2 separate regions of the Homo sapiens genome follow, and region 1 is linked to region 2. The links are chromatin contacts, found by Hi-C or POLR2A ChIA-PET in ENCODE. All regions are on one chromosome and are shown on one strand. The core of a region is the stretch at or near the end of the contact, and the rest is flanking DNA. Distances in the headings are between cores, read along the strand shown. Region 1 overlaps FRY (FRY microtubule binding protein). Region 2 has its middle 29 kb from the start of FRY-AS1.

Region 1 (6,352 bases), core at 5-2,504, 250 kb after region 2:
AGAAACACAATTTATTTTAATGAAAATAAAAATAAATATCAAGGCCAGGTGCAGTGGCTTATCCTGTAATCCCAGCACTTTGGGAGGCTGAGGCAAGAGGATCGCTTGAGGCCAGGAGTTCAAGACCAGCCTGGGCAACAAAGTGACACCCCATCTCTACAAAAATAAAAAAAATTTTAAAAATCAGCAAGGTGTGGTGGTGCACACCTATAGTCCCAGCTACTTAGGAGGCTGGGGAGAGAGTTTCCCTTGAGCCCAGGAGGTTGAGGTTACAGTGAACTGTGATCACACCACTGCACTCCAACCCGGCCAACAGTGATAAATAGGAAGATAGGAATATAGATAGATGGAAAGATAGCTCAAACACACCAGGACGAGTTTCTAGAGCCTGGAAGTTAATCTAAAACACATGACCACAGACTAAAGCAGGGAGGCTCCAGGCCATGGGAGTAGTGCAGGGCCACGATGGGGTTAAGTAGAGAGCGCCTAGCTCAAGAGCATAGACATCCTTTTCTCTATATTGTATTTGTCTATTTCTTCTCTGGAATGTACTTTGTAACTTGTAGGATTCAAGGGCAAATGCTAGGTTCTCTCTGGAAGCTCATTGATGAAGATATACCGTATAAATTTTAGACATTCCTTTCCATCTTTACTTCACCAAATTACTTACAGAAATTATTTGATGCTGAAAGTGACTTCCAAGCATTTTTCAAGTGGCGTTGCTGCATCATACTTACACCACATAGGGTAGGCAGTCAGTTAACAGTTTCTCACTTCACTCACAGGAGACAGGTGGTCAGTTGACACCTTTCTACGAATGTGTGCCCCATTTTGTTGTTTAATGAGGCTGTCCATTTTGTCTTAGGCCTGCGGGCGACGTCTGATACTTTTTATCTTAACTCAAATAGTAGCTTATTTCACATTTAAACCATGGCTTCCCTTGCGCAGAATTTAATAGATGTTTTATTTCATGTGCTTTGACTGCAAAGTCCAGGCAAAAAATAATAATAACAACTTTCATCAAATTTGTTTATCTGTGTTTCTAATATTTTTATGGGAGCGGCACACAGTCTGATTGGAGGTTGTCAGAGAAACGAAGATGGTAAAACTGAGTCTTAAATGAAGAGTAGGAATTTGACATGCCAATAAGGAGGGGAAATGTATTCAAGGATGAGGGCATAGCATGAGTAAAGGCACAGAGGCTGAGAGGGCTTGCCAAGTTTGGGGAACTCCAGCAGCAGCCTGGGGGAGATGACCCTTGCAGGCCATGCTCAAAGAGTGTGGACTCCACCCTGTCCACCAGAGGGAGTCTGTGAAGGAGTTTAGTCAGGGAAGTGGCTTGGTCTGAAGAGTTCTAGGAAGATCACTCTAGCTGGATCTGATGCACTTAAGGGCTGCAAGCCAAGACACCAGTAAGGGGCCATTGAGATAGTCCAGGCAAGGCCCAAGAGGGTGCCGCTGAGCCAGTGCCAGCAGGAATGCCGTGGAGGGAACAGATTACCAGGAGGGAGGGAAAGAAAGGGTTAAGAAGGGCTTCCAGATTCCTGAGTTAAGTAATGAGGAAGACAAGAAGTGAGAAGAAAAGAGGGCTGAAGACAGAGATCAAGGTACCCAGGAAGCAAATGGAGCAGGAGGAGCCAGAGAACTAGAAGGAGGACCAAGAAGACTGGAAACCGGAGGGTGGGGAGAACTTTAAGAAAGAGTGAACTGAACAGTCAGTGTCATAAAATGCATTGGGAGCTTTTTTTTTTCCCTCAAATTAAGGAGGTGCCTCATTACCATAATGGTACCTCATTAATAAGAATTTAATTTAGCTGAAATGGACAAAATTGGTCTTTTTTGTTTGTCTCCTAAACATAGCTCCTTTTATATATACATTGTCTTTTTATGTCATTTGCCTTTTACTTCTCATGGAACCTGCTGCGCTGTTTTAAGTCAGTGAATTCTGACTGGTCACTAGCTTCTCACTGGTCATTCTGACATACATTAGCTTTAAAAAAATTAAATTATTTTTAACCCTTGAATGTTTTATTTCCTGCAGAGTGTTCACTGGAGAGAAGCTCTGAATATCTTGAAGCTGGTAGTTTCTCGGTCAGCCAGCCTTGTTTTACCTTCATACCAGCACAGTGACCTCTCAAAAATAGAAATACATCGAGTGTGGACTAGTGCTTCCAAGGAATTACCTGGGAAAACCCTGGACTTCCACTTCGATATTTCGGAGGTACTTAGCTATGTTAACTATTTCTGTGAACTTTAGCATGAATTTGTAGTAGCAAAGATCAAAAGTAGTTGCCTGGAAAAAAGAAGACTTATTTGACAGTTATTTCAAATGAAGATTTCTAAGGGCTAAATTAGGTTTTGCTTTTTAAAGAACCCATTGAGTGTCATATTCACTGGGACTCTCAGTTGGCAGCTTTTAAAAATAGAAACTAGCCTCAGTTATGTAAAAAATGATTTTAAAAAGAGGTATTTAAAAATGGAACGATCATAAGCATTTTAAACCATGACCTTCACTCATTCTTTATCTGACAATGGTCATGTCTTTATATCCACAATGTTTCTCCCTGAATGACAGCCAGTTCAGCAGATGACCGAAATTTACAGGAATATAGACTCCACTTTTATAGTTGCTTCCCCAGTCCACACTATTTTTTAAACAAGTAAAACTAAATTCTTGCCTTGAAGCGGGCAGGGGAGAGAGAGGGAGGAGCAAAAGACTAGGGACCCAAGCTAAGGAGTCAGGAAGAAAAGAAAGGACAGGAAGTAGTCATGTTTACCTGATAGTCCATGAACAAATATTTGGGAGGCTTATATTGAAGTCTAAGGTATAAAATAACTTTGCTTTCACATCTCTTACCCCATGACTCATGAACCCCCAAAGCAGAAACTGTACTCTGTTCCTGTTTATAACCAGGGCTCAGTACAACATCTGGTGCATTAGTAGATCACTAGTAAATATTTCCAAAACTCTGCTGAATGAATAAATTCACTAAGAAATAAACCTGGTGTCAAATACTGCATGTTCTCACTCATAAGTAGGAGTTGAACAAAGAGAATACATGGACACAGGGAGGGGAACATCACACACCGAGGCCTATCACGGGGTGGGGAACAAGGGGAGGGATAGCATTAGGAGAAATACCTAATGTAGATGACAGGTTGATGGGTGCAGCAGACCACCATGGCACATGTCTACCTGTGTAAGAAACCTGCACATTCTGCACATGTACCCCAGAACTTAAAGTATATTAAAAAAAAAAGAAATAAACCTGGTGTGCTTATATGGAACTTACTTGCACTATTATGTAGGTCATATCCAAGTTGGGTTTTTTATACAATGGTCCTCACTGACCTTTCATCATTTCAGTATTCAGGATGAGATACTATTTGCTACCATTGTGACACCTGCATCTATATTTAATATGTAAATAATATTAAGGTTTCAATTTAATCTTGGTCCATTTTCACATTTTTTTTAACCTGGCTAGGGGGAAAAGCTATTTTTTCTCTGCAATTTGAGTTTGTTGTGTTCTAAAGAGGTACAAAAAAACATGCAGCTGGTTAGCAGCATGCTCCAGAGACCCAGAACTGCCCCAGAATGATGGGTCTCAGGAGCCAGGTGTAAAATTGACAGTTTCTGCCACTGCCGAGGTCAAGCCCATGAGCTGGTGTCTGCAGAGGAGGCCTGCTCGGAGCTTGAGTTTGCGAATTGCTGCCTATGCAGCCACCACACTCTGGAGCTCTCAGGAAGTGAAATTTCTCAAGTGCTGCCCAAGTACCTGGCCCTGACCTCAGTCATTTGAATAATTGAAAAGATATAAATAAGTTAAATACATTTTTAAATAATTGAGAGTATATAAAGATTAATGATTAAAAGTTGGGAGAGGGAAAGGAATTTTGGTCTCTTGTTCTAACTATATGAAATTTTTTTCAAGTTTAAACAATCAAAAACTGACTATTTGGTTTCCTGCATGTTTTGCTTCCCTTTGTCAGTGGTTTCTAAAGCATATTAAAGAACAAGCAGTTGCATTTTTCTGCCGCTAAAGAGGGGAGGAAATGTTGAAGATGAAAAACGACTCATAATGTGTACTTGCATGTTGAGAAAATGAGCCCACTTGTAACACTGAACTTCTCTAATCTGATTTTTAATCAAATAAGCAGCTCTTGGTTGCTTCTGGGGAGAAGGGTTTCATATATCACAAAACCATTGAGACAGAATAATGTGCGTTTGTCTTCTTCTCAAGACTCCAATCATCGGGAGGCGGTATGATGAGCTGCAGAATTCTTCTGGGCGTGATGGGAAGCCCAGGGCCATGGCCGTCACCCGGAGCACATCTTCCACTTCCTCAGGCTCCAACTCCAACGTCCTTGTTCCAGTGAGCTGGAAAAGGCCCCAGTATTCTCAGGTATGCAATCCTAGACCCACAGTCCTGGGAGGGAGTTTAGGGACCTGTTGAGTCCATGTGGCTGGGTCATAAGGGATTCCCTCTCACCATCCCAAGGTTGCCCATATAGGTCTCAGCACTTCCAGGGATGGGGTCTTGTGGCATTCCAAGGAACCCATTTGCTCTTTGAACAGTTCATCACCTTGAGTTGAAGTCTGACTCTTTGCTGCTTCTATCCATTGGTTCCAGTTCTCTCAAGGCTTAGAAAATAAAATCTGGTCTCTCTTTCACATGGCAGCCCTTCAGAAATTCTGCCCCTCTGCCACTCTCCTAATGAGGCCAAACAACACATCCTTAGTTCTCCCAACCAATTCTATAGCACTTGGACTCCCAAAGGGTTGATAGGGCTGCACACCCAAAGACCACCCTGTCTGCTGCCCACGGAACAGGCACCTCAACCATGGTGTCCATGCACGGGCTGAGCCATGCAGATGGCAAGGGGCGGGGGTACTGCTGCCAGATTCTCTGTAGTTCTGTCATCACAGCATAGCAGAGATGCCATTGGGCTTCCTGTCAAGTAAAACTTCTGCATTATTCAGGGGTCTTCTGTTGACTTGTTACAGAAACCCACTGAAAAATTACCTTCTGTGGTAAAGAAACTTATTAACTTACTCATCTTGGCTTCAAGCACAGTTGGCTCCTAGTTCACAGATGTCAGAAACTGGATTCTTAGGCTGTCTCCTCACTGTCCCCACCTTCCCTTCCCAACATCTTGGCCCTTGTTTTCCCCTCCAGTGACTTCATTCTCAGGCAGGGTTTTTCTATGGGAGGCCCAGATGACCTCTGGCAGCTCCAGGTTTACATGGTCTTTGGCTCTGATGACTTCAGAGCGACAGAGGCCTTTCCTCTTTTGACATCCTTAGCAATTCTGAAAGATCTTGCAGGACATGCGAGGGAGGCATAGCCTCACTTAGTGGGAATGGAGCCTTTCCGAGATAAAAAGAGGGACAGTGTTACCAGAAGAAGGTGAAGTGGGTGCTGGGAAGGACAAAGTGGGTGCCCAGGAGGACTCACCTTCTCTCTCAAAGGTTAGGGGAATGGAACATGTAGCATAGTGCCGGCTGCAACAGAGCAGGTTCTCAGTGAGTGTTCAGCTGAAAACTTCATTGGAAGAGAGAAGAAAATACAGCCCAATGTGTTCCTCTACATTGATTCCTTCCCAGAATTGTAAAATGACCACTAAGACTTAGGAAAATCGTTTAGCGAGTCTTCTGCCATTCCTTAACCTCAAAGTCCTCCTGTCTCTGACCTTGAGCAGACACCATATTGAGTGTCTGTCCCCTCTATAATTTGGAAAGAAGGATGCAGTGAATTGAGTTCCGTTAAGAAGAAAAATCTAAGAGTGGCATTGGCCTCCTAGCAGTTTCCACATAACAAACCGTAAATCAGATTAAAGGGGGGAGAATCATTTTAAAGAGATTAGGAAGATTGCTTTAAAAATTCTCAACTCACCAATCATTCTGAGACCTGGGTTATCTGCCACTGGAAAAATGTAATGGTTTATAGAAGAATCCCTATGGTCAAGGGGCTGGAAAATAGGTTTATGAAGGAAAGGAACTGAATCTGTTTAACTTTAGGAAGAAGAAACTAAGAAAGATTTAATATGGCTTAAAACGAATGAATTTTTTCATTCTACAGAAAGTATTCTTCTATTTGAGAAAAAGAGACTCATGCTGTAACTTAATAAAGTGTAAGGAAAGCCTTGCTAATACTGAAAGTTTAACATATAAGAAAAGATTATCAAAGGAAGTGATAGATCTCCTTAAAGAACCTAGGGATTTATTTTCACATACACACATATATACACCCCTTGGGATAACTTAGATCACCACTGTCCAGCAGAAACATAATGTGAGCTTCATTTTACATTGTCTAATAGTTACCCTTAAAAAAAAAGGAAAAACAGG
Region 2 (5,743 bases), core at 114-2,613:
GCCTCGACCCCATCTGGGAGGTGAAGAGCGTCTCTGCCCGGCCGCCCCGTCTGAGAAGTGAGGAGACCCTCTGCCTGGCAACCGCCCCGTCTGAGAAGTGAGGAGCCCCTCCGCCCGGCAGCCACCCCGTTCGGGAGGGAGGTGGGGGGGTCAGCCCCCCGCCCGGCCAGCCGCCCCATCCGGGAGGCGAGGGGCGCCTCTGCCCGGCCGCCCCTACTGGGAAGTGAGGAGCCTCTCCGCCCGGCAGCCACCCCGTCTGGGAAGTGAGGAGCGTCTCCGCCCAGCAGCCACCCCGTCCGGGAGGGAGGTGGGGGGGTCAGCCCCCCGCCCGGCCAGCCGCCCGGTCCGGGAGGGAGGTGGGGGGGTCAGCCCCCCGCCCGGCCAGCCGCCCGGTCCGGGAGGGAGGTGGGGGGGTCAGCCTCCCGCCCGGCCAGCCGCCCCGTCCGGGAGGTGAGGGGCGCCTCTGCCCGGCCACCCCTTCTGGGAAGTGAGGAGCCCCTCTGCCCGGCCACCACCCCGTCTGGGAGGTGTACCCAACAGCTCATTGAGAACGGGCCAGGATGGCAATGGCGGTTTTGTGGAATAGAAAGGGGGGAAAGGTGGGGAAAAGATTGAGAAATCGGATGGTTGCCCTGTCTGTGTAGAAAGAAGTAGACATGGGAAACTTTTCGTTTTGTTCTGTACTAAGAAAAATTCTTCTGCCTTGGGATCCTGTTGATCTGTGGCCTTACCCCCAACCCTGTGCTCTCTGAAACATGTGCTGTGTCCACTCAGGGTTAAACGGATTAAGGGCGGTGCAAGATGTGCTTTGTTAAACAGATGCTTGAAGGCAGCATGCTCGTTAAGAGTCATCACCACTCCCTAATCTCAAGTACCCAGGGACACAAACACTGCGGAAGGCCGCAGGGTCCTCTGCCTAGGAAAACCAGAGACCTTTGTTCACTTGTTAATCTGCTGACCTTCCCTCCACTATTGTCCTATGACCCTGCCAAATCCCCCTCTGCGAGAAACACCCAAGAATGATCAATAAAAAAAAAAAAAAAAGAAGAGACAGGGTCTCAAAAAAAAAAAAGAGAGAAAGTGAAAGAATCAAGGAGATTTTTTCATAATATGTTATTACACAATATTACACAATAATGTTATTGTGTAATAACTGTCACCTCTTAGGATTATTGTTAGATGCCTAGAATATCATGTATAAGAAAATGCATTGCAAATATAAAGCCCTTTAGGGATCATATCTCTTATAGACAGAGTGAAGGGCTGGAATGAGCACAGATTCATAGAACTGGAGTTTGAAATTCACCTCCACCACTGGTCAGTGACCTCAAACATCCTCTCCTTTGGGGAGTTTTATTAATTGCTACCACTAGGTGTCACCTACCCAGCTGGAGAGAAAATAAAGCTCCCTGAGGCTGGGAGCTGCTTGGGACTTGAGACCTGTGCATTGTACAACCCCTGGGAGATTTGCAAGCCTGGAGCAATCTGGAGGAATTCAACTCTTCCAAAAGAGTGAGCAACCGATTAGCTTTGGAAGGGGCTTATCATCAGTGTAGGCAGGTGGTGGTGACAGGGGCCTGTGATGGTTTTGTCACCTCCCATGGCCTGGTTGTTCTGGCTGGGAAGTGAAGTGCTTGCTTGCCCTGCCAGCCTCAGCAGTGTATTTTGGTGCCCTCGAGAACTGGGGTGGATGGCATGAGCCAAAGAGAAAACCAAAATGCTGACATTGACATCACAGCCACTTTTAGGGTCCAAGGGGTAGTGGTGGAATTCTTTGTTGCCAAGGATTCTGTGAGGCTTGGCTCTCAGGACCTGGACCATGGCTAGTGTTCCTCACTGGGGCAAACACATGAACTCTAGATACAGTCATGAACTTGGCATGAGGGGGAAGAGCCACTGCAGGAGGTTTGAGTGCAGAACTACCGCTGGTGCTACTAGAATATAAATGACTTGCAAAAGACAACCCTTGCCATAGAGAGCTCTCCTGCAGGATGTAGGACACAGACTTAAAAGAGACAACTCTAAATTTATGCTTATTATCTGTGGTGGTGAAGTGAGCTCCAATGTGAGGGAATACATGTTCATGTGTGCTTTTTTTTTTTTCTTTTTTGAGACAGAGTCTTACTCTGTCGCCCAGGCTGGAGTGCAATGGTGCAATCTCGGCTCACTGCAACCTCCGCCTCCCAGGTTCAAGTGATTCTCATGCCTCAGCCTCCTAAGTAGCTGGGATTACAGGCGCCCACCACCACACCTGGCTCATTTTTGTATTTTTAGTAGAGATGGGGTTTCACCATGTTGGTCAGGCTGGTCTTGAACTCCTGACCTCAAGTGATCTGCCCACCTCGATTTCCCAAAGTGCTGGGATTACAGGTGTGAGCCACTGGGCCCGGCCACATGTGTACTTTTTTAGCACTAGACTCTAATTACCTAAATTCTGTAGAAGTAACTGCCAATAGCCTTATAACCAATGCCACTGAAGAAAATATGGACTACACAAGTTTAAAAGTTTATTTTTATTTAAACTTTTTTAAACTTTAAAAGTTTATTTTTTAACTCATATAATCTCTATACAGAAATCACCAAAGTTTCAACAACGTAATGTTAGATGGGATGTTTCAGATTTTTTTTAAGAACACACAAAAAATGCAAAAGGTAAATTATAAGTGAAATGATTTTTTTTAACCACGGTTTATGAGAAAGTTGGTCTTGAGAGTTATTCTCAGAAGCTGGGATCTCAAAAAGGGCATTAGAATATGAAGAAATAGCAGAAAATTTTTTTTGTTTGTTTAAATCTGCCCAAGTATCTAATGCATTCACTAAATCAATGTGTCAAGGGCTGAGGAAGATGTCCGTTGCAGGCATGCCTCAGTGATGCAAGAGAAGCCAGGATCTGTGACTACCCCTCAGACCCCAGGCCTTTCTCTCTGCTGGCTTGCTCTATGGTAGAGACTTGTTCCTTGAGCAAACACTGATTTCCCTTTGCCAGTAACTCTCGGCCTGTGTCCAGAACGTAAATGCATAAAGTAGTGTAAAACCCCATCATCTGTGCATGCACCTGTCCCTTCTTAATCTAATTTATAATCAGACCATTTCCCCAGAAATCCTTGTTTCTGCTCAGCCATGACAGGCCTGAGTCATTTTATTTTTTATATTAGAAATAAATTTGGTAATGAAAGAGCTTTCTGGTACTTGCAAAGGTATAACAGTAATCTTTGGCATTTTTGAGTTTTTACTGTGTGCTTTATAACCACGACATTGACCCACTGACATAGATATTATTGCTATACCCCACTTTATAGAAAGGTGAGCCCCTGGAAAGCAGTATGGCAATCCTCAAAGAGCTAAAAGCAGAACTACCATTCAACCCAACAATCCCATGACTGGGTATATACCCAGAGGAATATAAATCATTCTGCCATAAGGACACATGCACACGCATGTTCACTGCAGCACTATTCACATAGCAAAGACATGGAATCAACCTAAATGCCCATCAATGACAGATGGGATAAAGAGAATGATAAAGATGAAAAGACAAGAAAATGATGAAGATAAAAGAAAATGCATAGTATTTCATATACTCCATGGAATACTGTGCAGCCATAAAAAAACTGAGATCATGTCTTTCATGGGAACATGGATGGAGCTGGAGGCTCTTATTCTCAGCAAACTAACGCAGGAACAGAAAACCAAATACTGTATTTTCTTACTTATAAGCAGGAGCTAATGATGAGAATTTATGAACACAAAGAAGGAAACTACAGACACTGGTGTCTACTTGACGGCAGAGGGTGGGAGGAGGGAGAGGAGCAGAAAATATAACTACTGGGTACTGGGCTTAATTCCTGGGTGATGAAATAATCCGTACAACAAACCCTCGTGACATGAGTTTACCTGTATAACAAACCTCCACGTGTACCCCCGAACCTAAAATAAAAGTAAAAAAAAGAGAAAGTTGAGGCTCAGAGGGTGCAGTAACCTTCCCAGTCACATGGCAAGGCTGTAGCCTAGCAGGATTCCCACCTGGGGTCCAGGCTCCAGGCCCTGTACTCTGGTGCCTCTCACTACTATACCTCTCAGGAAGCGTGTGCTCACCTGAGTTTGTGCCTGGAGCCCCCATGTGCCTTTGACGGTATGATGGGAGCATGTCACAGGCTAGCACTCTGAAAGGGTAGTCATTGGCCCTTCACTTGTACGAGATGAACCTTCACCTTGATATCTGCCTTCTCCTGCCCATTTCGGTGGCAGAACTGGTTTTTCAAAGCCTCAGTTTCTTAATTGGTGGAATGGGTCCAATTTTTTCGCTGCTTAGAACTCCAGTGGGGTATTATGAATCTTAAATGAGACAATATATAGTCATGTGCTTGTTAAACTATAATGCAATACCTCATACCAGATGTTATTGTCAGTGTAATTATACCTTATAATTCCACTTTAATAAAAAATGAGACCTAAATTATATTTTTCCTTGAAATTACATTGTCCTGTTCTGAAAAAGAATTACTTTTCTTTCCTTGCCATGGTTGGGGCTTTCAAAAAAAGAATTACTTTTAGATTCTTTTAAAAATATCTAGATTCTATTTTGCTTCCTGACAGATATTTTCCCAGTTTTGTGTTTCCTGTGGAGGAGGGGGAAAGTACACCGTTAAAAACAATCCTAGAGAGCTTTCTTGCTTGGCACTAAGATAGAATTTAGTTGGGAATCTCTACTAGGGCTGCGCTGACATCCTTATTCAGCCTAGTATATGGGAACGTTTTGAGATAAATTCTTGATCATGTAAAAGAGATTATTTTAAGAGCAGAAGTCAGGAGGAAACATGCTTCCTGGCTTTTATGATTACCTTATCTGGGCATAATAATAAGCTCTCCCTTGTAGGCCACTTTTTCTTCCAGAATGTTCAAGAATGTAGGTTACATGGTTCAGTTATAATAACACTTTAAGAACACAGTAAATCAAATTGCATTGCCTAAAAGTCCGTGAGTGTCATGGCAGGTCCAGGACAGAGTGGCCTAGTTGCATAGATTGAGGTTGCTGAGTGGCTCCACTCAGCAGCAGCAAGAAGAATCCAGTGTCACTTCAGGCCAGGATGCTCCCACTCCTGAAGCAACCCAAACCTATGCAGTAAAGAGATAAAAAATGACAACCAAAGGATGGATCACCTCTCTAACTCAGTCACATCTTTTTTTCCCCGAGGAAGGAATCAAAATTGTATTAGTCTCTTAAGAAACAGACATGTTATATTCTACAAATAGGGTTAATATTGTGTACAAAATAATATTTGTGAACAAAAGTCTTTTAGCTGGTGATACACCAAAAGAACCATTTTTGTGGGTTAGTGTTTTCCTTCCCAATAAAATAATTTTTTGAGCTGTAGTTTTTGTTCAGATTATTAATTTGTCAGATTTTATAGCCTAGCCAGTGTGTTTTTATTTAGTCTTACTAAAGTGCCATGAGTTTCAATGTGGCTCAATTCTTGCTTAAACTTCCCTATGCTAACATCATATATTGATCCTGAAGTCCAAGGTGATGTACCTCAAAATAACAAATGTGCAGAGCCTTTATTTAAAACAAACAGTTTCCCTTTCAAATGCTTGGGATTTTTATGTATTCTTATTGTAAAATTGTTTTAAAATAGAATTGTGGAAGCACCCAAAATGAATCAACATTATAGTTATTTACTGAGTATATATTAATATGATTTTAATTTTGATATTGATATGATGAATCAATTCAGTTATCCCC

What was found. A loop is a pair of places that touch in the nucleus more often than their neighbours do. ChIA-PET counts read pairs that join two places held with the same protein, here RNA polymerase II (POLR2A). Pooled maps may share reads with other maps.
Region 1: a loop to region 2 is called in a pooled map, with 2.4 times the contacts of the local background. The contact joins two enhancer-like sites. A Hi-C loop is called at or near these places in 4 of 168 maps with a recorded cell type or tissue (Caco-2, ascending aorta, colonic mucosa and 1 more), 6 of 37 single-sample maps with no recorded cell type and 10 of 50 pooled maps. POLR2A ChIA-PET finds 5 or more read pairs at or near these places in 1 of 52 experiments (activated CD4-positive, alpha-beta T cell).

The regions. Positions count from the first base shown.
Region 1 is chr13:32,245,282-32,251,633 of GRCh38, forward strand. It overlaps FRY (FRY microtubule binding protein), which reads left to right. Exons shown (of 61, transcript NM_023037.3): 48 at 2,042-2,221; 49 at 4,245-4,406. Among named protein-coding and RNA genes, the nearest start is that of ZAR1L, 67 kb to the right of the region's middle. Within about 2 kb of position 1,255, at least 4 of the 41 ENCODE cell types and tissues checked have a DNase peak (open chromatin) inside an H3K27ac peak, as active enhancers do.
Region 2 is chr13:32,000,093-32,005,835 of GRCh38, forward strand. No RefSeq gene overlaps it. Among named protein-coding and RNA genes, the nearest start is that of FRY-AS1, 29 kb to the right of the region's middle. Within about 2 kb of position 1,364, at least 3 of the 41 ENCODE cell types and tissues checked have a DNase peak (open chromatin) inside an H3K27ac peak, as active enhancers do.